Regions from separate parts of the Mus musculus genome. Here regions 2 and 3 are each linked to region 1. A link is a loop called in an ENCODE intact Hi-C map of the cell type or tissue named here. Cell type or tissue: heart. All regions are shown on one strand.

Evidence for each region. Hi-C counts contacts between places; a loop is a spot of excess contacts. Peaks named below come from ENCODE experiments on the same cell type or tissue, not always from the same donor. Only the 100,000 strongest peaks of a DNase experiment are listed, where the experiment ranks them.
Region 2: it touches region 1 in a loop (3-fold over the local background); 11 of 42 quality-filtered maps call a loop at or near these places.
Region 3: a loop joins it to region 1, with 3 times the contacts of the local background. A loop is called at or near these places in 11 of 42 quality-filtered maps.

The regions. Positions count from the first base shown.
Region 1 is chr1:21,076,687-21,084,686 of GRCm38, forward strand. It overlaps Tram2 (translocating chain-associating membrane protein 2), which reads right to left and starts at 2,539. Exons shown (of 11, transcript NM_177409.3): 1 at 2,308-2,539. The coding sequence starts at 2,427. In heart, CTCF peaks have their summits at 2,870 and 3,933; DNase peaks (open chromatin) are centred at 1,125 and 2,765; H3K4me3 peaks cover 2,555 bases; H3K27ac peaks cover 2,178 bases.
Region 2 is chr1:20,947,272-20,955,271 of GRCm38, forward strand. It overlaps Efhc1 (EF-hand domain (C-terminal) containing 1), which reads left to right and starts at 4,355. Exons shown (of 11, transcript NM_027974.1): 1 at 4,355-4,525. The coding sequence starts at 4,463. The region is part of intron 1 of Gm51618 (a long non-coding RNA gene); the gene reads right to left. In heart, a CTCF peak has its summit at 4,233; a DNase peak (open chromatin) is centred at 4,250; H3K4me3 peaks cover 1,362 bases; H3K27ac peaks cover 1,694 bases.
Region 3 is chr1:20,935,360-20,943,359 of GRCm38, forward strand. It overlaps Paqr8 (progestin and adipoQ receptor family member VIII), which reads left to right. Exons shown (of 3, transcript NM_028829.4): 3 at 1-4,291. The coding sequence ends at 329. All of the region lies in intron 1 of Gm51618 (a long non-coding RNA gene), which reads right to left. Among named protein-coding and RNA genes, the nearest start is that of Efhc1, 12 kb to the right of the region's middle. In heart, a CTCF peak has its summit at 3,867; a DNase peak (open chromatin) is centred at 4,962; H3K27ac peaks cover 316 bases.

The DNA of each region.
Region 1 (8,000 bases):
GTTTGAGGTGCCTCCCACCCCCCTATTTTCCAGGATGTTTCTGTTCTCATTTAGTAATGATAGCAGCGTTCTATGATAGCTGATCTCACACACACACACACACACACACACACACACCACAAAATCTCTCTATAGTAGGTAGGAACAGACACACTCAGTATAGATCAAGATTCAGCTCCAGATACTGGAGATTCAAGGGAAAGCCCCCTTCTTCCTAAACCAGCTCTGACTGGTAAGCCCTCAAAGCAACTTCAGAAAGAAACATCTGCTCTCAAAGTTCCATAGGGCTAAAAGTACCACAGAAGAAGATGGAACTAGGAAGACGGGTGTGTTGGCACCTCAACCAAGTCCTTTCTACAGCCCTAGGGCTAATCCTAAGGAAAAGGAAAATGGCTAGTTTGTTTTTTTTTTCCATCACCTTAGTCCTTTCTCTGGCATCAGGTACTAGGAGTGACAATCCCAGAAGTTGTCAGTTTCCAAGGACTACCACTGATCTGAAGCAAAGCACTCCAGAAGGCTAGAGACAGGGAACAAAGGAGGCAGTACAAACTCTGTGCGTCTCTTTTTGCACAACACTAAGACAGGTAAAGCCCAAACTCTCAACAAAAGCTAGAGACACCACAGAGAGCCACAAGCTAAGCACAAGGCTCTGGCCAGCTGTGGAACACATGGCTATGAGGTTTATGATTGACACATGTGACGATCTGGCCCTAGCCTGCAAGAACTGGAGCATGACACTGAGAAGCGTCTTAGAATGGAGGACTGCACATTGACATGAGGCAAACGTGAAGCAGGGCAGGTCCCCTGCCTTCTCATTAAGCCACTATGTTAAATAATAACAAGGGTCCAGGAGCAAGAGACAGATTAGCTCTTTGGCTGGAAGAATGGCTTTTGTTGCGGATAAAACCTCAGCTTTAAGCTTTATAAATCACTGCATAAGGAAGGTTGGTTTTAATGGTTTCTTCAATGATGAGGAAACTGAGGTCGAGGGAAAATGTGAGTGGAGGAGAGGAAGAAAGTGAAGTGACAGAATTTCCAGAAGAATGTGGACACCAGCCCCAGTCCCAGCTTCTCTCCTGCAAACCCGACAGCCTAGCTACGAGCATGCATTCAGCTCAGACCCGGCTAACCCAAGAACAGCCCCAGCGCGAGGACAAGTTCTTCAGCCAAATAGGTCCTGAGTCGGTAACAGGGACATATGGGTAGATATGGGTAGATAAGGGAGATATGGGTAGATGCAGGGATAGACAAGTAACTCTTAAATGGTGCACCTTCTTACTACCCTGTAGAATGCAGATCAGGAAACTTACACAGAAGAGAGGATAGGAATGAGTGTTCTCAAGACCAGGCGACCCAAGCCATGGGACTGTCACCTATTACCTATGGTGCTCTGGAGACAATATATACTATAGTAAGTCCTTCCCACTTTTCAATATCACCGTTTTGCAGCACTCTGGAGTAGGGACCTCGGATTCTGACCCCTTAGTGGTTTACACAGACAGCTCTGAGGCCTACACCAGCACAGTGCTGAATCCAGGATCCCTTTCTCTGTTCCCACCCCACATCCCTGCAGCGACTAGGAAATCACCTTTCACAGAGAGTATCCCTCTACTGGCTCCTGCAAAGGGGATGAGGCTCTGGGTCCAGTTCACACAGATCTACAGGAACAGTTCAAAGTGCCAAAGGATATCTTAAAACTAGCCCTTTAGGTCATATTTAAAGAGAGGTTGGTAGCAGAAGGTCCCTCTGGGATGGAGCCAGGGCCACATGTGAACACCTGGAGCAAGCTCCAGAGGTTAGGATGAAGAACTTCCAGAAAGCCACAAGAGAGGTGGAGAGGGTTAGGGTCCCTTCCACTAGAAAAGCCTAGAAGATCTGGAGGCCCCCACTAGAGAGAAGGAGGGGGGATTGTGCAATTACAGCTGGTCTAGGAGTTTCCCACATTGGCACCAAGTCGCCAGAAAGGAAACCCCAACCATAGGGCCAGGAAGGCAGCTCTGCAATTGGTTCGAGGCCAGGTATGGGTTTCTGAGATTCAGATAGAGTTGTAGGATGTGGTGGGTGTCCAAGGGGGGCGACAGAGCATGGCACGGCCCGCACAGCTAGGAGTTAGGGGTGCTGTCTGGACTCTCTTAGGTCCAGGCCAGAGTGGATACAGTGCACAAAGCCAGAGGTGCAGATAACGTGCGGGACATCCCAGCCGGGCGCGCTCCAGCCCAGATGAGGTCCGGGAATCCCTGTCTGCGCCTCGGAGGACGGGAGTTAGGACCGCCAACCCCTGCAGCACCCCCTCCCCGCTCTACTCACCTCGAACATAAGCCCGATGAGGACGCAGAGCACCAAGCAGAAACCGATGTCTGCATGGTTGTGGATGATGAACTCCTGGCTGAAGAGCGGGTAACTTTTCGTCCTCCTACGGAAAGCCATGGCAGCGGGCGTTCACCGCCTGCGGGGGCCCGCACCCTCGCTCAGCAGCCCCAGCGAAAACTTCTCCGGCCCGGCCCGGTCCGCACGCCAGCCCCGCAGCCCAGCGCGGAACAACTTCGGGCCCCGCCCCCTTCCTCTGCCCGCCCCGCCCCGGCCTGCCGCCCGGAACCGCCCCCGGCCACAGCCCTCGCCCCGCAGCGGCTGCACAGGCGCGGGCCTCTAGCCACACCCCCTTCCTCCGTCCGCCCCGCCCCCAGGCCGCAAAGGCGCGCGCCTCTGGCCACACCCCCTTCCTCCATCCGCCCCGCCCTCAAGCCCTTTGGCCAGCGCCACCGGCCACGCCTCCTGGGCGAGCCCGGCGCGCCTAACCCTTGTGCCGCGCTCGCTACCGGTGCTTGCGGCTTCCACCGGGGGTACACTCTTCCGTGAACCTCGCTGAGACGCGGGAATGGAAGCCCTGTCCTCCGGCTTTGAGAGGAAGCGGCTCCCGAGCTGCTGGACAGGAAGTGGGCCGGGATCCCACTCCTAGCGCCCAGCTTCTTCCTCTGCAGGAAGGGCCCGGGGCGGGAAGCTTCGTGCCGGCCTGTGGACTGGCCCCAGCCCTGCGCTGGATCTTAAATGAATGCATGGCTACTCCTGTGTCTGAAGGATTGCACAGTGTAGGTTCAACCTCTCAGAACCTTCAGCAGCTACCCCAAGGCCTTGCCTTAGTAGAGCCTACTTTGCAAGGGCGTGCAGGTACCCCGCGTTTTACTCCTTCACTTAAAAGGCCAGGTACTGCCCAGAATTGGTTTTTCAGGGCTCACTACCTTCAATATTAATTGATCAGAAGTGGAAGAATAAACACTGAAGAAATAAAAAAAAAAAAAAAAAAAAAAAAAGATCCTCACCCAACGTTTCCATTTAATATTAAGTTTCAAAATTACTTCCGGAAGGACAAAAGGTCTTTTAAAATAAATTATACTAGCAAATATTGGATTTAATCCTGCCAGTAATGAAGGAACAAATAATCGCTTCTAAATGTACAGAAATGCAAAATGAACAGAGGACTGTTTAATTTCTTTTCTTTTTTTAAAATTAGTTTCACGGTTACGAGTTTGCAAAAATAGCAGTCTGAAGGTAACTAGAACTGAATGAAGTTCCTTAAAGAAATTTATCTCCTGTATTCTAAACTGTGCACTATTTAACAGACAGCCCTAGGGCTTCTAACTCCACGGGCGGGGCGGGGGGCATTAATGCCTATATTGGACTAACCTTTGTTTAAAGTTAAGACCGGTGCGTGCGTGCGTGCGTGCACGTGCGTACAGTTTATGACATATAGGGGCTGCACATGCATGAGCTCACATATTTATGTATTTTCGCCCCAGTGACCTCCGGTGTCAGGCCTCACCTTCCACCTGGTTTGTTCCAAGGTCTCTCTTTGTGTTGACTTTTCCACTAGGTAGGCCAGGCTAGCTGCTCCTCTAGCTCCTCCCATCTCCCAGTAGAAATGCCCCTTGTGGCCAACTTTTACATGGGTTCTGCGGATTCCAAGTCAGGTCCTAGTATTTGCACAGCATGGACTATCACTCACTACGCTGTCTCCCCAATCAAGACTCTTCTGAAATTCGGACCTAGCCTTGTAAAGAACTCTGGAGCACCTTGACTCTCAATGTACAAATGTTCTAATGGTCAATGATTTGTGGGAATTTCCTTCGCATATGTAATGGTGTCAATCTAACGTTTAATACTTGAGGCCAAAATCCATGGGAAACAGTAGAACTCACCACCCCTCCCATTTATAAATAAAACAGTCGAAAAAGCAGAGATGTTTTAGACATTGCTCTTGCAGCTGATAGCTCTTCCCTTTGCAGAATAGTTGAACAATAAGACACAAGATTCTAAGATGTATGTTTGATGGTGCATCACATTGACAACTGCCGAGGGAGCACCAAAAGCTTCCTTCAGCCATCACAGCCATTTCTAAGTCCAGGTTGCCCAGGCCATCTTTAATACAAACAATGGGTTAAACACTTCCCAGTGCTTGCAATACACACTCTTAATACTAAGAATTGACAGCATCCTGCATTTTGCAGGAGTTTTGCAAGCCCATTCCCAGCCTTTCTTATTCACTCAGCCACAGAGTCCTGTAAAGGCTCATCTCAGAATTCTCACCACTCCCCTTCTTCATCATTCCACATGTGACCCCCACAAATCACCCGTGTATTTCCAAAGTTTGTTATTATCTTGTTTATTAGCCATTTCATTTGGCATAATACCCTTGGAGCACCTACCATGTGACAGACATAACTAACTCCTGAGAAGAAAGACATGCTAATCCAAGTGTGGCAGTTTTATATGTTTCCAATCCAGCTAATTCCTCTTCCTTTGAACGTGGGCTTGACTTGGTGGGTTTACTTCTAACACAAAATGGTATCATGTTTTTGTTTTTGTTTTTGTTTTTACCTCTAATACTAGGTTCTAAAAGGTCTTTCTAGGTTTTCCTTCAGCTTGTATCAGCCTCTCTGGGACAAGCCAGATGCCATATATTTATACAGCAGAATTCACATGGCAGTGTCTGAGACCTCTTGCCAGCAGCCAGCAATGACTTCATGCTTGGGAGGGAGCTACTTTGGAAGAAGATTGTCCAACCCTATGAGTTCTGTACTAGCATCTTGACTACAGCCTGTAAACCACCCTGAGTTAGAACGAGCCAGTGTAAGCCACTCCTAAGTTCCTGACCCACAATGATAAGATAATAAGAATCTGAAATCTTAAGCCACTAAATCTTGCCAATTGTTTTGTACCAAGAGGTAACAAATACACATTTGTTGGAGCTTGCAGTAGTTTTCAGTGATAAAGACATCATTACAGTTCAATAGGGTGGTGGTGGTGGTGGCTCAAATAATTTGAAATAGGGTAGAGACTCATTTTGATCATGGTCTAGGAAAGGGGGAAATTTGGGCTGACACACCTTTTAAGGATAAGAGTATGTAGGCTGTGTGTGGAGGTGCTCATGTGTTATCCCAGCAGTCTGGAGGTTGGAGCAGAAGGACTGAGGGTTCAAGACCAGCCTGAGCTACTTAGGTAAACTTTCTCTCAAAACAAAACAGGAGAGAGAGAGAGAGAGAGAGAGAGAGAGAGAGAGAGAGAGAGAGAGAGAGAGGAAGGTGCAGAAATGGGAAGATAAATTTGGAGAGAGATAGAGCTGGATTTTTAAGACATTTTGAGAACTATGCTAAGGATTGTGACTTTATTCTGAAACAATGAGAACTTTTTAAACATGCCTGTATCAGCCATGAAAAGGCTAAGGCAGGAAGATTGCTATGTGTTTGAAGCCAGCCTGGACTCCTCACTACATTCCTGGCTAGACAGGGTTACTGAAAAGAGAATCTAGCCCAAAACAAATCAGTTGTTTTAAAAAGAAGGAAAAGTCTGATAGAGATCAGGGAGCCCAGACTGGGTAGATATTCAGTTACCCCTGGAGGTGGAGGGAACAATAACCCTCTTACATTTACACTGCACTTTGCAAGTGCCCTGTGAGCAAAAATGACAGTAATTGGCAACCTCTTCTTGCAAATGCTCCAAGACATATGGATGACCAGGGGCCACATAATTAGTGGGTAGCTGAACCTGGACTCAGACAGTGGAATCAGTCTCTCCGTGCCTAGTTCCCGGTGCTGTACCGCACTGTTACTTGCGAAGAATATCAGGTAAACCCCAGGGACCCCACTCTGCCAACCCAGTGATGACTGCCAGCAATTTGACTGCATCAATGCTGATCTAATCACCCTCTCTAAAGCTCTGGGAATATCATAGAGGGGGGGGGTGATGGAAAGAGTTGAGTAAGAGTCAAGGTTGGGAGTTGTGCAAAAAAAAAGACATTTTCTGGGTATGACATAGAGGTTGCAATCATAAATTTACCCCAGCTGTGGTTATCTGCACAAGCAAGACCTGAACAAGATTGGACCTATTAATAATATTGGACCTACTACAATGGGGGAGGGGGCTATGAGACCTCATTGCTTCCCGGAGGGACTATTCCAACTAAAGGTAGTTGAGTCTCCGGTGTTATTTTCTTTAGTGATGTAGCCACAGGTAAGTTGCCTTTGCTCCAGAAAATAACCTCCCAGCATGCTTGCAAGCAGCTCTTATGAAACCTAGAGGGCCACATGCAAAACAAGGACTCAAAAGCAGCAGAGGCTTGTAAGGAAGAAGGGTTCCAGCAGGAGAGGAAAAAGGGTAGGAGAGGGGAATAAAAGGTGTAAATGACTAAAGTTCATCGTATAAATGCATGAAAATGTCGAAAATAAGACAATCAAAGGTTATCTATATTAGACAGATCTTGCTCTTTCCATTAGGGACCCGATAGTTGCCAATCCCCATGTTTTCATTTGCCTTGGTGCCTGTGTGTCTCATCCTTTTGCCTGGAAGGTAAGCATCCTTGAAGAGAGTTGTACTGCTTCCTTTACTAAGTTTCCATGCAGCAGGCTCAAGGCCTTGGGAGTACCATATGCTCACCTCCCAGGTAGCACCAAGTACGCCTGTATTAGATGTGCATGCCTCTGAATTTCACCCCACACTGGACGATGTGACATTTCTAGGCTGGTATTATGGTTTGGAATAAAGTGTTCCCCTGAAAAAGGTCACACAGTGAAGGCTTGACACCCCCCTCCCCTGGGCTGCTGCTGTTATGCAGAGGTGATTGGACCATGAATGAAGATGGTAGGTTTACTGGTAGGTTAATCCTCTGAAGAGTTCAAAGAAGAATAGGATTGAAGTAGAAATTTTTGGGTTTTTTGGAGACTCAGTTATATCATGTGTGTGTGTCTGTGTGTGTGTATTTGAAACTGTCTTATGAGAGGATGTTTTATTGCAGCAGACACATGGGAGGATTTTTTTTTTTTCTGAGAACAGACACATGGTATTTGTCTGTAAGCTGTCTGGAAAAGGGGCATGTGATGTTTTGTTAAAGCAGATGCTTGAGAGAACACATGATGTTTAAAATGGGTATAAAATATAACCCAATAGACAGTGGGTGGTGCTGTGTGGTATTGGTACACCTTAGCCTTCTTTGCTGGTCGGCTTTGGGTTTGCTTATGCTGGTCTTCGCTGACAATGCTGTGTGGTATCCATTTGCCTTGCCATTCTTTGCTGGTGACCATTTATTTGTAGTGACTTCACAGAGAGAAATGCCACCAAAGAATCTCGTGGTGTTCCAGTGGCTTCTTGCCGCTTCCTTGGACTTGGCTGTTGCTGATTTACGAATGGTGTTTGCAAGTGAATTTGAGCTGCGCTGCTGATTCATGTGAACTGAACTGCTGATATGCTGACCATGCAAACTGAATTCTCTCCCAAGAACTATTTCTAAACAGGTCCACCTCCTCCTTTGCCCTATTAACCTTTCCTTTCCACTACGTTTGGTGGGTGGTGGGCTAGAAGGGAGGTTAAGGCACTTAAAAACCCTTATTAAAAGTAGGTTATAAAAAATATAATCTTACAGAGAATATTAAGAGGGGAGGCAGAGGCAGGTGGATCTCTGTAAGTTTGAGGCCCCTGGTCTACAGAGCTAGTTCCAGGACAGCCAGGGTTAC
Region 2 (8,000 bases), 130 kb before region 1:
TTTAATAGAACCCAGGACCACCAGTCTAGAAATGACATCACCAGCCATGGACTGGACTCTCTTCTATCAACCACAAATTAACAAAATGCCTTACAGTTGGATCTTATGGAAGCATTTTCTCAGTTGAGGCTCCATCCTTTCAGATGACTCTAGTTTGGGTGTCAAGGTGACATAAGACTAGCCAGCATACTGCATAGCCTGGACTTTGTGGTCCTCTTTCCTCCCTTCCAGAGTACTGGGATCACAGGTGTGTGACACTTGACAAGGTCAGTCCTCTTTTAAGATAAGAGGCTCCAGAGAATGAGGATAATGGGATTGAGTATGGGAGGGTACTCTGGGGACATGCCACTGGCCAGTTGTCCCTCTTGCCCCCACCTAGAATTCAAGGCCTGCTATTTCTGTCCAGCAGAAAAGAGGAGAATAGCAAAAATCACCGCCAAGATAATCCAGAACACAGACACAGCCATTTGGAATTTGTCCTGGGAATTTAGCAACTGAAGAGTAGGGAGGCCGTGGGATTGAAAACCATGAAGTCAGTTCTTCACAGAGAGTCAAAGAAGTGATGGATATTAAATTAAATAGTCCCTAGAGGGGACTTTTCAGGCCCTGTCCTGTCAGGTTCCTTGGGAGACATCTTCCAGCCTTCTGAGCTCCTTCTCCATCTCTGATAGAGTGTTGATGGGTCCAATTTTGTATGTCTTGTGCAAAAATACTTTTTAAAATTAAAGCTGCTGTCCTTCACGAACGCAAGGCCATGTCATGCTCCCAAAACAGCATTCCATAGCTCCCAAACCCTTCCTCCAGTTTTTACCATTTTTTTCCCATCTTATTTGCTGTTGTTTGGTTTTGGTTTGGTTTGGTTTTTTGAGACAGACTCTCACTGTTTAGCTCAGTTCAGCCTTAAAGTTGCTGCACTCTCCAAAGTACTGGATCCTAGCACTATGATCCTAATGTTCGAGCACACACCAGAGAGAACAGAGAATTCTGTTGTGACTCCAGTTTCTGAAGGCTGGGATAATCTAAGAATGTGGTGTCTGCATCTACTATGTATTAATGTGCTACATACTACTAGTCCTTAAAAGTTGAAGAAGCAAGCAAAAGATACCTTGCTTCATAACAGCCCTTTCTTATAATAACTACTCACAACTCGCTCACCAGACAAAGGCAGCTGCCCCATGACCTAGTCACCTCAAAGACAAAACCTTCTCTCCGCGCCATGATCACTATCACCATAGCAATTACATCTCAACATAAGCACCACAGTGGACAGACCACATTCAAATCACGGCAGAGACTCGACCTGGCATGTCCTCTTTCCAAATGGATAGCAATTTTTAAAGGCCACAGACCAAGGAAGTTGTCTCTACCTATGCCCTTCTGTGGTACAAAAGTAAACTAAAAGACACTCCGCTGACCATTTGACTAGTAGGGTTTACTCTAAAAGTACACGAACAGAAGCCACTCCTCAAACACAAACTGATTCCTCCAGAGCAGTGGGCTCAGGTGTGACTGACCCTTCCAGTCCCACAAGCTCCCTCCTTTGCACCAGGGAAGGTGGACCCAGAGCAGCCAGACTGTTCAGCCATAGTCTCCCAAGCCTGTTTATGTGCCCTGGGGTTTAGGAGAACTGATATGAATGGAGAGATCGTGGGCCTGCAAGAGTACAAGCCTATCATGGTGAGTCACTCATCACTGATGCTGGATACCCAGCAGCTTTGAGGTACTGAGGAGCGGGGAGCTGATGGGCTGAGATGTTCATCATGACTACTCCCAGTCGCCATCCTCGTCACTGGCTTGGGGACGGTGCAATGGTGGGAACTTTTTAAAATTTTCAGCAACTGCTGTGATGCTAGTCAATTCATTGAAAGTTTTAATTAAATAGACAAATCTCTGTAAGTCTGGGCTTCGTGGAGAATTTCAGGAGGTCAGCAAGAAATACATAATGAAATGCTGTCTTAAAAGAAGAAAAGAAGGTAAAGGAGAAGGAGGAGGAGGAGGAAGACATGAATGAACAATAGTAGAGAGAAAGGAAGAAGTACAGGAAAAGAATTTTGTGAGTTAAGCATAGCCTTCTCCAGTAACATCTTTAGCTGTTACTTACTGCATTCTCACCCTGGCCCCTGAAGCTTCATGCCAGTTAGTGAAACCCACAGGATGATTTGCTGTGATAAGCAGCCATAAAGGCAAAGCAGATATGGTATCTATTCTTGCTTGTCAACCTGACACTATCTGGGATTCGCTAAACCCCAAGTGGCTGGATATACTTGTAAGAGATTTTTCTTAATGAAATAATTTGGAGTCAGAAGACGCACCCTTAAGATCTCGTGAGGTGGGAAGATCCACCTTTAATCTGGGCCACACCTTCTGCTTGCAGCCTATATAAAGGATGTGGAAGGAGGAGGCTGGCTCTCTCTTTGCCTGCTTGCTCTGACTAGCAAGTCCCTTCCTTCACTGACATTAGAGTCTACTTCTTTGGGACTCTGGCATATACTGAAGACATCCAGCTGAGACATCCAGCCTTGTGTACTGAACAACTACTGAATTCTTGGACCCTTGGTTGATAGACAGCTGTTGGACTAGCTGGATGACAGCCTGTAAGGCACTCTAATAAACCAAAATCCAGTGTGTTCATGTGTGTATGGTGTGTCCATGTGTGGTGTGTTTGTGTGTGTGTGTGTGTGTGTGTGTGTGTGTGTGTGTTTGTAGTGATAGGTACAGTAAAGCATTTATGTCTGGCTTTAAATGAAAGGTATGGTAAAACCTTTATGTCTGGATTTAATTGAAATGTTTCAGCAAAGTCTTCGCTATGTTTGGGTCAATTAGTAGAAGCTAAAAATTATTTTGAGACTGTTTGAAACCTGAGGAAATGTCGTCTCTCTCTAGAGAATCTGCACTTGGTCCTATGTGAGAGCTTGCAGCTGTACCAACCTTGGTTTTAAGGTGCTCCTAGCAAACCTGGAGTTCTTACTTTTGATTATAGCTAGCAGTGATCAAAAGGCTCGTCTGCTCTCATGGGCAGCAAAGGCAAGATAACTTTGGTAGCTAGAACCTTCCCAGCCCCAATTAAGCTTGTATAATATTTGAACAAAGTCACTGGAGTGAGCTAGCGGGATGCCAGCCTTTTCCAAGAAGGATGAACCCTCTTGCCCCTTCAGAAAATGAAGGCTTAGCATCTTGGTAAGCTTCTCTATTTACTTCGGCACCTACAGCCAACATCAATCAATGTGTTTATTCATTCCATCAGTTCTGCTCCTCTAGGGAACCCTGACTAATGCAGCTGCCATCTTAACTGGTGGCAGCAAATGACCCATGATACTCTCCCTCAGGCTTACTACTCTACCGTTTCTCTAAATTCCTAGGTCAGAAAACATGTTATAAAGACCAAACTCCTAGGAAATTTGAGACATAATGGAAAAAAATCTCTGGGCATCTTAGCTTCCCTTTTATTTCCCCATGCTGACAGACTCTTGGTTTCTTTCTTTTCCTGATGATCTTTCAGGAATGGGGTCACTTTTTTTTTAAAGGAAAAAAAAAAAGTTGTCCAGAAAATGCTATACTCTGCAGTACACATGACCCTGACAATATTTCACTCCCCTGAATTACTTCTTTCTCATGACTCGGTCTCTCTTTGAAGGTTCTCTCTTCCTCTGTGGTTCTTATGTATCACTGATGCTATAGCTATAAAGCAAGGACTAAGGTAGGCGTAGGCACTCTCCAGCTTTTCAGTCAACAGATACCCAGTAAAGTTCTGAGACCTCAGCACACAATCTATAGGAATCTACGGTGGAACAGATAGCTAAGAGGGGACCAGGAAGCCGTGGAAAGACTGGGGCTTCAAATCGGATCAAGTCTGAGCAACGAAAATGCAGTCGATTATAATCTAATCCACAGCCCTTGCCTCATAATTTGATGAGTCTGAAGTATTTAGCGCTTTCACTGGGGAGCAACCACTGTACATTGTGTCTGGACTAGGACAGCAGCTCTTTCCCCAGAGAAAGGGTGCCTGAGCTCTTGGGAGGACTAACGTGGAGCAAGGAACTTCTTTGTAACAACTGATCTAAAGGGACGTGGTCCAATCCCAGACCTCACTGCGCGAGCCAAGGCCTAAGAACATCCGCTTTCTTCAGCCCACCCCTAGGTTGCATCCTCTGGGAGCCAGGAAGTGGGGGCTGAGGAGAAAGGGAAAAGTATGGGAAAGAAAGGGGGCGGAGCCGCCTCTGCCACACCCATTAGCCACGTCCTGTGGCCACTAGAGTCAGTAGTGCTGTGCGCAGGCGCAGACCTGGCCTCCGCCTCCCTTTCCCCGCCCCCTAACATCCTCCCCTCCTCCCCGCCGCTCCTCCCCTCTCTCGACTAGTGTGTTTGGCGTTACCAGGGAGTCTGGAGAGGCCCGCGAGTGCAGTTTGTTGCCAGGGTAACCCGAGCGGCAAAAGGCAACCGAGGTGGCAGCTGCAGGGCAGCGATGGGGACCAACCCGGTGCACGGCCTGCCCTTTCTCCCGGGCTCGTCCTTTACAGACTCCACGGTGAGGGCCAGCCCGAAGGGTTCTCCACTTGGCTCGCCTCTGCGCTCCTTCATTCCGCAGGCTCCGTCGTCCTCGCGCATCCCAGCCTCTGCCGATTTTGCTTGGCCTCTTGGTAGTCCACTCACCCTCCTGGGTCCTCACCGTGGCCCTGTTCTTTCTTTACTGCCCCATCTACCTGCCTTCTGGCCCGATTACCCCAGGCTGTCTCCAGGCCTCTCCCCAGCTGCACTGTAACCCTACTCAGCGCCTTCATCCTCTCCTACCGTCTCTCCACAGCAGCCTCATTCTGGATTTGTCTCACCGCTTCTGAATCCTCAGGGTCACTGCCCTTCAACCCCTTTCCTCTATGTGTATGCATCTTTTCCACGTACTCCTTTCCTGACGGGTCCCCACCCCAGTCTCTGGCCTTTTGAGTTAAGGGTCACTTTTCTCTCCAGCTACAGCCTTCCCTAGAATTGAATCCCCCACCTCCCGCCGCCCCCACATGCTGGTTTTCTTGTAGTTTTTCTCTGTAAAGCATTCTTCCTCCTCTCCTTGTATTTCTTCCGTCTCAACCATAGGAATGAACCACTTAATGTTTCTCTTTCTGTAGCCCGTGTGTGTGTACTTACACACATGATTCATTTTCAGACTGTGTGTGTGTGTGGGGGGGGAGGTTGTTGTTTTATCTTGTCTGCAGCCTAGGCTGGCCTTGAACCTGAGAACCACCTGCCTCGGCCTGCAGACTGCTTGGATTAAAGACATGCCAACACACAGGGCTCCCGTTCAGATTGCATTTTACTCCTTTGCCCCAACTGTTTATAGTCATCATCTAGATGAAATTAAATATTAAATTAAATAAAGTCCAGGGTGGCGATGCACATTCGTAATCTCAGCTTTCAGGAAGCTGAGGCATACGGGTGGCCAATTTGAGTCTAGCCTGGGCTACATAGCTAGTCACTGTCTCCAAACGACAGCAGATCCAAACCAGACAGAACAGGAGCTTCGTGAAAAGGAAGTGGCTCAGAGGATAAAGCACTTGCTGCTCTCATAAGAGGAGTGGAGTTCAGATCCTTAATACCCAAGCAAGACGCTTAGCTAGACTGACCCTTACCTGATGCAGCCTACCCATGCCAACTTTGGTCTTTCATATGTATTTCCACATACATGCAAACAGGCATGTGCATATACACTCATATCCCCCCACACACACATGCTCAGAACAAACCACCCCAACAACAACAAACACGTCCTATCATATCAAAGCCAAGTGATAACAGTAATTTGGGTTCTTAGTTTCCTCCTAACATAGGTTAACTGTTTGTTCATTTCTTTCGACACCAGGTCTCAAGCAGTCCCAGTTGACTTCACACACTATATAGTCTGGGCTGATCTGGAACTGATCCTCTGGGCTCCTAAGTGTGGGGTTACAGGCAGGTCACCAAAGACAGATCTTTGTGTCAGACAAACACTCTAACAACAGAGCTACACTCCCAACCCTAACTCTCAAAAGCATTCGGCATTTAAAAAAATTATCAGAGTTACAGAAGTAATTCTGAAGAGTCAACATTAAGATTGGGTGACGATGACCATAGGTAAGCCAGTGGTCATTTGTATTTATACGGTTTAATGATTCAGACTCTTACATTTCTCTTTCCATTTCTTAAGGCAAATTATTTCATCTACTTGTTTTCTAGGGGACACAGATTTCAATTTTAGTTGAAAATGTGGTGAGACTCTCAGACTCTCTTCTAGTCTTGTATTAAGATGGTCATCTTTTAAAGCTACAAGCTCATTCAATGTGATTCCTGTTTGTTTGTTTGTTTGTTTGTTTGAGACAGGGTTTCTCTCTCTTTTCACCCGACTAGCCTGAAATTTGCTGTGTAACTTAGCCTATCCCCAGACTCACTATGATCTCTAGCCACCATTTCTCAAGGACTGGATTAAAAGAAGTCTGGCATATGGTGCCTGGCCAGCATCATAGATTTTCTGTTTTAATGAACTTTTAAATTTTTATATGATCTAAAACTTGTAGACATTGTCATATGCTGTGTAGCGTCAGCTAACACATTTGGTATCTGCAAGTGTGGATTATATGTGCATGTGTGTACAGGAATGCGCAGCTCGCATCAAAGCCCAGCAACAACAGAAGTTCAGGTGCTTGGTCGATACCCTCGAGGAAAGGCTCAATTGATTTGTGAGATTCTACAAGTGTGGGTAGGAGTGCCAGACTTTAAATATTTATATGGAAAGATGAAGTGTCTTGGACATACTTCAGTCCAGACCACTAGACCTTTTATGGTAGTAGAGACCATAAGAGAGGAGGGAAGGATAGGCTAGACTCCAAGGAAACTGAGAGATAGTCAAGTTATTCTCTCTATTCTTAATAAAAATAAAGTTTATGATTATTTGTAAATCATGTATGCATAACATGTTAACCATATTGCATGTGGACAATTTGAGAGTGACCCCACAAAGAACATAACCCCCCACTGAATTGCTATAACCTTAATTTTGCTTTCCTCCTTTATCTATTTTTTTCTATTTCTGATAACAAACAAATGCGTATTCATGCAGAAAAGGAACATAATCTAGAAACACTTAGTTCAGATGTTTACCAACTCCAGTTTGTATGCTTATAATTATAGTGTATTGATATAATTTTATACGATGCTTTTTTTTTCTTAATAAATGTAGATACTTTACCAGGCTGCTGCATGGTATTTAGAAGCATTTCAATTCTGGCATAACAATCCACTACGTGAAATTTCCATTGTTTCCTTTCTTCCTCATGTGTGCTGTTTAGATTGTTTTCAACATTTAAGAATCATAGGCACACACATATCTTTGTCACTATTATGGCACATATCTTTGTCAGCTTCAAGCATATTATTATTTCCCATAATTTGGGAATGTATTTTAAAAATCAATGTGTAAGGACAGGGTTGCTGGGAGTTCACATATATGCCGGCAAGCTGCTTTTCAAAGGCTTATATGAATGTATCAGTGTCAATATAATAAGAAGAGTTGTTGCTTCAGGTGAACTTCAGAAAAGGTCATGACTCATGATCTCCGGAGAAGAAAAACAAAATTAGCAAAAATAAAAATAGAATACAGATGAAGTGGTATGGTAGAGGCGAATCGGACATCACAGAGCAGGGCTGTTCTATTTTAACCTTAGATGGTTTCTACTTCCCTCCTTGCTCCTGACCCAAGTGCTTCAGTTTAAAAAACAAAGCTTTTTCATGCAGCAAAACATGTTGATGTACGTTTTGTGATGCTAAGAAGCCAACATTTGGAGCTGCAGAGGTGGCTCAGCATTTAAAAGCAAGATCTGCTCTTGCAGAGAACTCAAGTTCAATTCCCAGCACCCATAATGGGTGGCTCATGGCCACCTGACCATCCAGGAGATCTGAGGGCATCTGCACTCACACACACATCCACATAATTTTTTAAATGTACTCTTAAAGCAGAAGTTTAAGGTATGGTAGTTTAG
Region 3 (8,000 bases), 140 kb before region 1:
GGTACCACACCCTTCAGATCCTCTTCTTCCTCGTCAGCGCATACTTCTTCTCGTGCCCTGTCCCCGAGAAGTACTTCCCCGGTTCCTGTGACATTGTGGGCCACGGACATCAAATCTTCCACGCCTTCCTGTCCGTCTGCACGCTCTCCCAGCTGGAGGCCATTCTTCTGGACTACCAGGGACGCCATGAGATCTTCCTCCAGCGCCACGGTCCCCTGTCTGTGTACAGCGCCTGTCTCTCCTTTTTCGTTTTAGCTGCCTGCAGTGCGGCCACCGCCACCCTCCTGAGGCACAAGGTCAAGGACAGACTGATTAAGAAAGATTCCTGAGGTCCTTCAAATGAGGAAAGGTGTGGAGGTGGGCTACTGTGACTTGGAGAAAACTTGACCCAATAATAGAAGTTGACTTTTTATTTTTCAGGCTTGATTTTTTTTCTAAATTAATATGTATTACGGGCTGAGGATGAAACTCACATTGGTAGAGAGTGCTTATACAGCATGCAGAAAGCCCAGGGTTTGATTTCCCAGGGCCACAGAAGCCAGGGGGAGGCACAGGCAGGAAGATCAGAAATTCTAGGTCACCCTCTGACATATAGTGAGTTCAAGGCTAGCCTTTGATACATGATAGATACCATATCTCAAACAAAATTATTATGTATTTTCAAAGGCATGGTATGACTATGGAATTTCAAATGCAGGCCATTTGAGAGTTTTAAAACAGTGCGTTCATTTTTCTGTCTGGGTGATAGCCTTGTTTGGGAAGAGATCTTGGCTAAGATTCATGAGACCCCAAACTAAGGAGAGCCATCTTCACCCATGAGCAATGAGCAGAATTCTGGTTGTAGCTTCCAAAGAGTAGTCCTGAAACTAGACAGATATTTAAACTGGACTGCCAAGTATAACCTTGCCCTAACAGAACAGCCACCCTCCGCGCTGCTGGGCTTGGTGTCTGTGTAAACTGACCAACGAACTCTGTCTTATCAGGATTTCAGATTGCTTTGGGTGGAAAAAAACAGAATCTTCAAGAAGTTTCCTTGAAACTCTTAGACAAAATGGACTATTCAATTTATCATTCCTGGTCTCGACCACTGGTTCTTCTCTCAGGATAACCAACTAAGCTGGCCAATTTGCCTGAAGTACTACTGTTCTCATCCCTAGTCTGCATGGTAACAAAGAATCCCGAAGCTATTACCCTTCCAGGAAATGCTTGGAGCCATATGAACATTCAGGAAGCTGATTCCCGCGTAATACAGAGGTATCGACAGATTTAACAGTGCCAAGAGCTGCCAAGAGACCCAGCCAGCAAGCACGGCTACCCTTGCCTGCCTGCTGCCCATGGGACCCTTGTAGTTTATATCTGAGGACAGCAGTATTAACTGCCAGCCACTTAGGGTTGTCTTGCAGGTCAGGAGATTGGTTGTCTGAAGGTTTGAAGAGACTCCTTTACAAGCATGGTTCTAAAGTTCTCCGAGAAAGCAGACTATGTCAAGCGGATCCTAAGATCCAAGGTTCAAGCTGCTGTTAGATGCTGCCCCGTGAAGGACCAACGCAGCTACCCCAGTTCAGAGTCCTCATGAGGCAGTTCCACCTCCGACTTGAGAAGAAACCTTAAAATGGGTCCTAGGAGGGGTGAATGTGTGCTCACCGTCGTTGGCCCCTGAAGGTCCCTTGAGTAAGAACGAGGCACCTGATGGCCGAAGGCACTGTCCGTGATATGGCTGCCAGCCCCTGATGTGAGGGGAGTGGTGCTTGCAGCTGAGATGTTCTGGCCACACAGCTCTCCCCGAGGACTGTCTTCTGCATGAACCCAGTGGAGGAGGCTGTGTTTGAGGAAGGGCTGAGGTGCCCTCTACTCGCAGGCTGCACTTCCTATCATTATAAGGTCCCTGTGTACTAAAAAAGGAAGCTAAAGTTTCCAACTCCAGTTAATGAACCTCCTCTTGCTAGTCTTAAAACCTTTGTTTTCTATATATATATTTTTTGTGCGAGTGACTTGTGAATTTTGTGCCTTATACATGGGAATGTCTAAACTCTTTTATTTTAATATATGCACACATGGAATTTTTCTGTTTTGTGTTCTTGGGACAAGAAAAAAAAAGGAACCCCCAAAAGCTAGAGTGACCTGTCAATCAACTATTAATCTGTATGTGAGAGGGGTCAGCAGCAGTATCCCTGCTGCTTTTAAATCAAGAGAGCATGTGTCTCCTGCACTGTTTTATTAGATGGGGTTCTTGTTCATTCATGGTCAAGAAGATGAACGCCTATGCTAGCCAAATGACCCAAGGTTCTGATTGTCTAGGTCAAGTTCATGCCAAGGAATGTTAGCAAAACTGAACGGGTTTGGACTGAGCAAAGACTTCTTAGGGTGTGTATGTGTAAACGCTCCAAGTAGAGGGTCTGTTTAAAATGGGAACCAGAAAGTGTTAGAAGTTCTGCTGTTGTGGATTCAAAGACTGTATTCTTTTAAAAGTTGGTGGGAAACGTGAGAGAGGAAAGGGATGAGGAAGGCGGTCTTCTGGTGGTATCTGTGAACAAAGATTTTTTTTTTTCCTTTTTCCTGAGATCAGATCTCACTGTATAACCCAGGCTGTCCTGGAAATCCTTATGTAGACCATGCAAACCTTGACCTCTAGAACTCTATAGAAATCAAGCTGTCTCTGCCTCCCACATGGCAGGGCTAAAGGTGTGGCATTCTGAGTCTTGTGGACAGGGATCTGTGGTATTCAATGGTCCTGCAGCCTAGGGTCGAGCTGAACTCTGTTCCTCACAAGTCTGTGACACCCGTGACACCCGTGACACCCGTGACGCCCGTGAGAAACGTGAGATACTGGCGTTCAGTTCCTAGTTTAATTATACAACTATTGCTAACTATGGACTTGGGAACTGATGAAAAAGAAAAAGAAAGTGATTTCTATGGAGTTGGGACTTGAACCTAAGACCTGCAACATGTTAACAAAGAGTTCTCCCATTGATGTGCACCCCAGGCCAAGCAACCGTGTATTTATAATAGATATTTGGGGAGGGCACTGAGGTGGGGGGAAAACACCAGTATCTAATTGGAATAATGCAAATGCCTTTACAAATGCATACACAAATGGGTGATTTTTAACTCTTCAGAGTCCTCAAACAGTGTCATTAAAATGGGCCTATCAGGATGGTAAAGACTAGGCTAGTTTAAAAGTAACAACCAAAAATTGTAAAGAGGAGTATGCATGCCTCTTGATTTTACAATGGAGTTTGTCACCCTGCAAAATCAGCATAATGTTTAAAAAGGTATAAGGGAGATAGTTTATCTTGCTCTCCAAAACTAGAAATTTTGGTTGTTGCCTCTCTTAGTTAAGACTTTCAACCCATTAATATGTAAACGCCTCTGATAAGATTAAACCATCAGTCATCTATACTTTCTCATGAATAAGATTCTTGTGGGTTGATATAAGGCCCCACTTAGTTCAAGAAGAGGATACACTGGACATGGGGGGCTTGTTTCTCATTTCAGAATCCTGACTTTTGTTTGACGGTGAAGGCTGTTTTTGTTGTTTCTTGTTCAAGGTGTTTGTTTTGTTCGAGATGGACCTCACTGTGTATCCCAGGCTGGCCTGGAACTCCAGATGGATTCTCCTGTCGCAGTCGGCCAAGGAGCTGGGATTCCAGGCTGCACCAACACCATATCCAATTCTAATAAAACTAATTTTAAAGTTCTTAAAGATGTCAGGGTTACAATTTCAGCTCTTAAGTCTCTCAATAACAATAGTGTAAGCCATAGACTGGAAGCTTGAAATAGAATTCAGAGCCCTGACAGGAGGGTAGTTTAGCCCTGTTTCGGTCGCCCTCCATTTGTTTGGTTACTATTCTGTAGTTCCACCTGCATCCTCCAGAGGGTGATGTTGTCACTCTCAGTACACTCAGAGCTTGTTGCCAAGGCTTCATGGCTAGATCTGTGTTTTGCTTGGTTAAAGAAAAAGTGTGGGATTTTTTTTCTGTCTCTATAAACCTACTTACGTGAATAATCATTAATCAGATTTTGCACATGGATTTTTGTCCTGTTGGTAATGGACCCAGAGCTCATTCTAAAGCTGGGTTTTATTTAGCCTGCCAACTGCCAACTGAAAGAGGTTGAACACTACACCTATCTAAAACTAGGAAGATATAAAAACTTTGAAAAATAAGTCTACTGCAGAATAAACTACCCTTCGAAGAAATGTGGAGTTGATTTCTCTGCAGATTTCAGTATAATTGCGTAGATATTCCTAGCTACATCACAATCTTATTAAAGATCTTGGATTTTGAATTGATTTTGGCCTACATTATTTTGAGATATAAAAATTATGAATTACATTGTTGTGTTCTTCAGAATCAGCCTGAGTGGATCACAAAGTCAGATCCACAGAGTTTTTTTGAAAATAGTGTTTGATTCTTCCGTGAAAGTTGTCTGATAATCTTGCCTAACCCCAAATCCCCGTCATGTGTCACTGGGATTGTCCCTTGCCCAAGCAATTGGCTTCCTCCGACAGATAGGAGCTAAGAGTAGAAGGGTGGAGCTTTACAAAGGTTCCCTGCCTTTCAAGGAGCTGTGCAGAAAGATCGGTGGAAAGGTGGGTCTTTTGTTTGTCTTGATTTTGTTTTTTAAAAGCAATATCTGATTATTGAAAAAAATGTAGAAAAGTGAGAGGAAAAGATAATCCATAGACCTATTTAATAACAAATGTTTTGAGGGAAAAGAAAAAGGTTTTATCAAACCATTTTGAATAGTAAAATGTATGTTAATGCCATCCAAAAGTCCCTGGAGGCAGGGGAAGGAACTAAAGGTTTTTAAGCAACTGACTGCTTTCATTTTATAAAGTACGAAATCAGCAGTCTTCATTCAGTTCAGCTTACAGGAATGCCAAGAGCTCCATTGCACCCCCTCCCGACGTTACGCCATGTACATAACCTGATGACGCCAGGTTAGCAGACAAAGTAGGTGGCGCACTGGCTCTCCTGTTGAGAGAACTGTATGACATGCCTCCTCAGACTCAGATGCCCAGCAAGGACTGTGCTAGAGAGCCTTTAGCTGGAGCCCAGCCCGCCCAGCCCGCCCAGCCCGCCCAGCGAGCCCAGCGAGCCCAGCACGCCCAGCCTGAAAACTGCGTACGTGAATCCACTGATAGTCATCTCGCAAACAGCTAGGACTGCCGAGTACCAGGCTTTGCTCTAAGCCCCTGGAACCCAGTAGCAAAGAAAGCACACAGTACCCTTAGTTGTAGACAAACAGAAAACCGAGTAGATGAAGTGTATTCATTGTGTTATCGGTGCCAGGAGAAAAAGTCAGGAAGAAGTGTGAGCGGGAGAGCTAGGGTGAGTTTGGCTTGGCTTGGTTTAGTTTGGTTTATTCTATGAGTGTGGTGTTTTGCCTTTAAGTATGCCTGTGCTTCCAATTTGTATAGGGCCCATGAAAGATAGAAAAGGGCACTGGATCTTCTGAAACTGGAGTTACTGGTGGTTGTGAGCCACCATGTGGGTGCTGAGAATTGACCCCAGGTCCTCTGCAAGAGCCACCATCAGCTCTTAAGAGCTAAGCCATCACGCCAGCCCTATGGTTTTGATACAGAGTCTCATGTTCCACAGATTGGCTTTAGACTTGCTATGTAGCTGAACTTCTGGTCCTGCTGCCTACAACTCCAGAGTGCTGTGATCATAGCAAGGTCTTATGCAGCGATTCTGGTCAAATCCGGGGCTTTCTGATTGCTGGGCAAGTGCTTTATCAATTGGGTTACATCCCCAGGTCCATCAACTGTGAAAGGGAAGTGAGGACTCTGGCTGTGTTTTGTCCAAAGTGTGCCAGCTTAGAAAGGAGAATGGTGAGGACAGAGGTTGGTAGTTAGGATGGAGCACACAAGCCCTTATGGGGACTTTACTGAAACCAGGAAATGTGGGGGTGGGTGTTCTGGTCGCTCTTAATTTTTTAAATTATCAATTATCTATTTCCTTCCATTTACACAAAACCAGGTTATTGTTAGGTTCTTCCATTCATGGGCCTGGCCCAGCAAGCTCTTGCCTTCCTGTGGGCACACATTTGGGGGTGGCAGATTGTTTCCAGAGTATTTTTAAACAGCTCAGGATGCTGGGTTCTGCTTCCTAGAAAGACTTCAAATATTTCCTTCTCGTTCTGTTAGCATTTGAATTGCACTCTGGGTAATTTTCTGGGCAGACATGAAAAGACACCTCGCCAGCAGAGTCTATAAATAACTGTACCAGCTTTTATGACACTTGACTAATCCTGAGTTTTTCTCTCAATTTCTTTCACACACACCCCAATAACAAGCCTGTTAGTACTTCCCATTTTTGTTGCCCCTGTTTTACAATAAGGAATTGAGGCATAAATCAATAAATTAACACAGGACTACCTGGTTTGGTAATGGAGTCTTCCAGAAACTCAGGCCTTTGGATCCGAAGTTTCCATTCTTCCCCATCAGAACCAAGCGAACATAGGGAAAAAAGATGTTCCCCCATGTCTTTGTGTGAACTAGGAGAGCTTTTAAATCGAGAGAAGGGGGCTATGTAGATTCCCTCCACATCCCTCCCTCAGTAGAAAAACAAACCTTTGTGTGCAGTTCTTGGTGCATTTCTGCACACACTGGCCACACTTTTCCTCAGAGTGACACTGCTGGGCTGGCTGCTACCAGAGATGAAATTCCATACGCACTCAGCACCAGGATTCAGCTACAATCCCCAGAAAGACTTTCTAGACCATAAACCTGCTTAAAGAACCACGAACTGGCCTCAAATTACCATGTCTTTGGGTGGCACGATGCTGTAAGTGTATCTCATGTCTCATTCATGTAAACGCGAGCGTTATTCCAGGCAGAGCCAACTTTTTCTCAAAGACAGCTAAAGAAATATATGTCCTGTATACTGTTTCTTGGAATCTGGTTCTGATATAAGAATAATGCCATAGCTTGGCTATTGGGGCTGTTTGCCTTCAGCGAACACCACTGGCAGTCACTCCCACCATTTACAATGAGCAGAATGCTTTGGGTTCTGTACACAGCCCAGTACCCACTCTCTGGGCTCCCAAGCATCTCTCTCCAGAGCAGGGCACCTTTGCATTTGGGAAGGCTTTCTTTCCACCAGGATGGGATGAGATGTGCATCATCCTCTCAGAGACACAGAGTTAGAGAGGGCGTTCTGCTATATCTTGAGTAATTTCTTTGTTTTCTTCCACATTTCTAATGCCATGTTCCTATTATTACAGACTCTCCTAGGCATCAGGGGGAGCAGGGTCCCCAAACCACAGACAGGCCTGCTTACCTATCCTCTGTTACTGTGGTCCCCAGGTCTACAGGAGAACCCTACCGTGCCTTTTTCTTTCCCATCTCAATTCCCAACTGTTTTGTGTCTCGTCCCACAAAAAGTATGCCAAAAGGATACTTTGCTGTGCAAGCCCCAAGACTTGAGTTCAATCCCCAGAACCCATGTTATTAAAAATGGGTACTGTATTGTACACTTGTAATCCCAGTGCTGGGCACAGGGCGGGGCGGGGGGGGGGGTGTGGAGACAGGAGGACCCCTAGGCTTCCTGGCCAGTCACCCTAGTTAGCAATCTCCAAACTACAGAGAGATCCTGTTTCAAAATGAAGTAGCCAGCTCTGAGGTTGTCCCCTGGCTTTCACATGCCTGAGCATGCACAATTGTGTGTGTGCTCGCACATACATGCGTGTACTATTGTGTTGCACTATCCATGGGAAGCTGTGAATAAATGTCTGCTGGCCCCAGTTAGGGAACTCAAGACAAATGAAAGTACAGATAGCACACAAAGTGTTTAATTCCCAGCACCCTTGTGGTGGCTCCTAATGACCTGTAACTCCAGTTCCAAGGAATCTGGTGCCCTCTTCTGGCCTCCTCAGGAACTGTACACTCATGGCACACAGACATTCCTATAAGCAAAAACCCATACATGGGGAAAAAAAACCAACAACAACAACAACAACAACAACAAAAACCAAAAAAAAAAAAAAACAAAAAA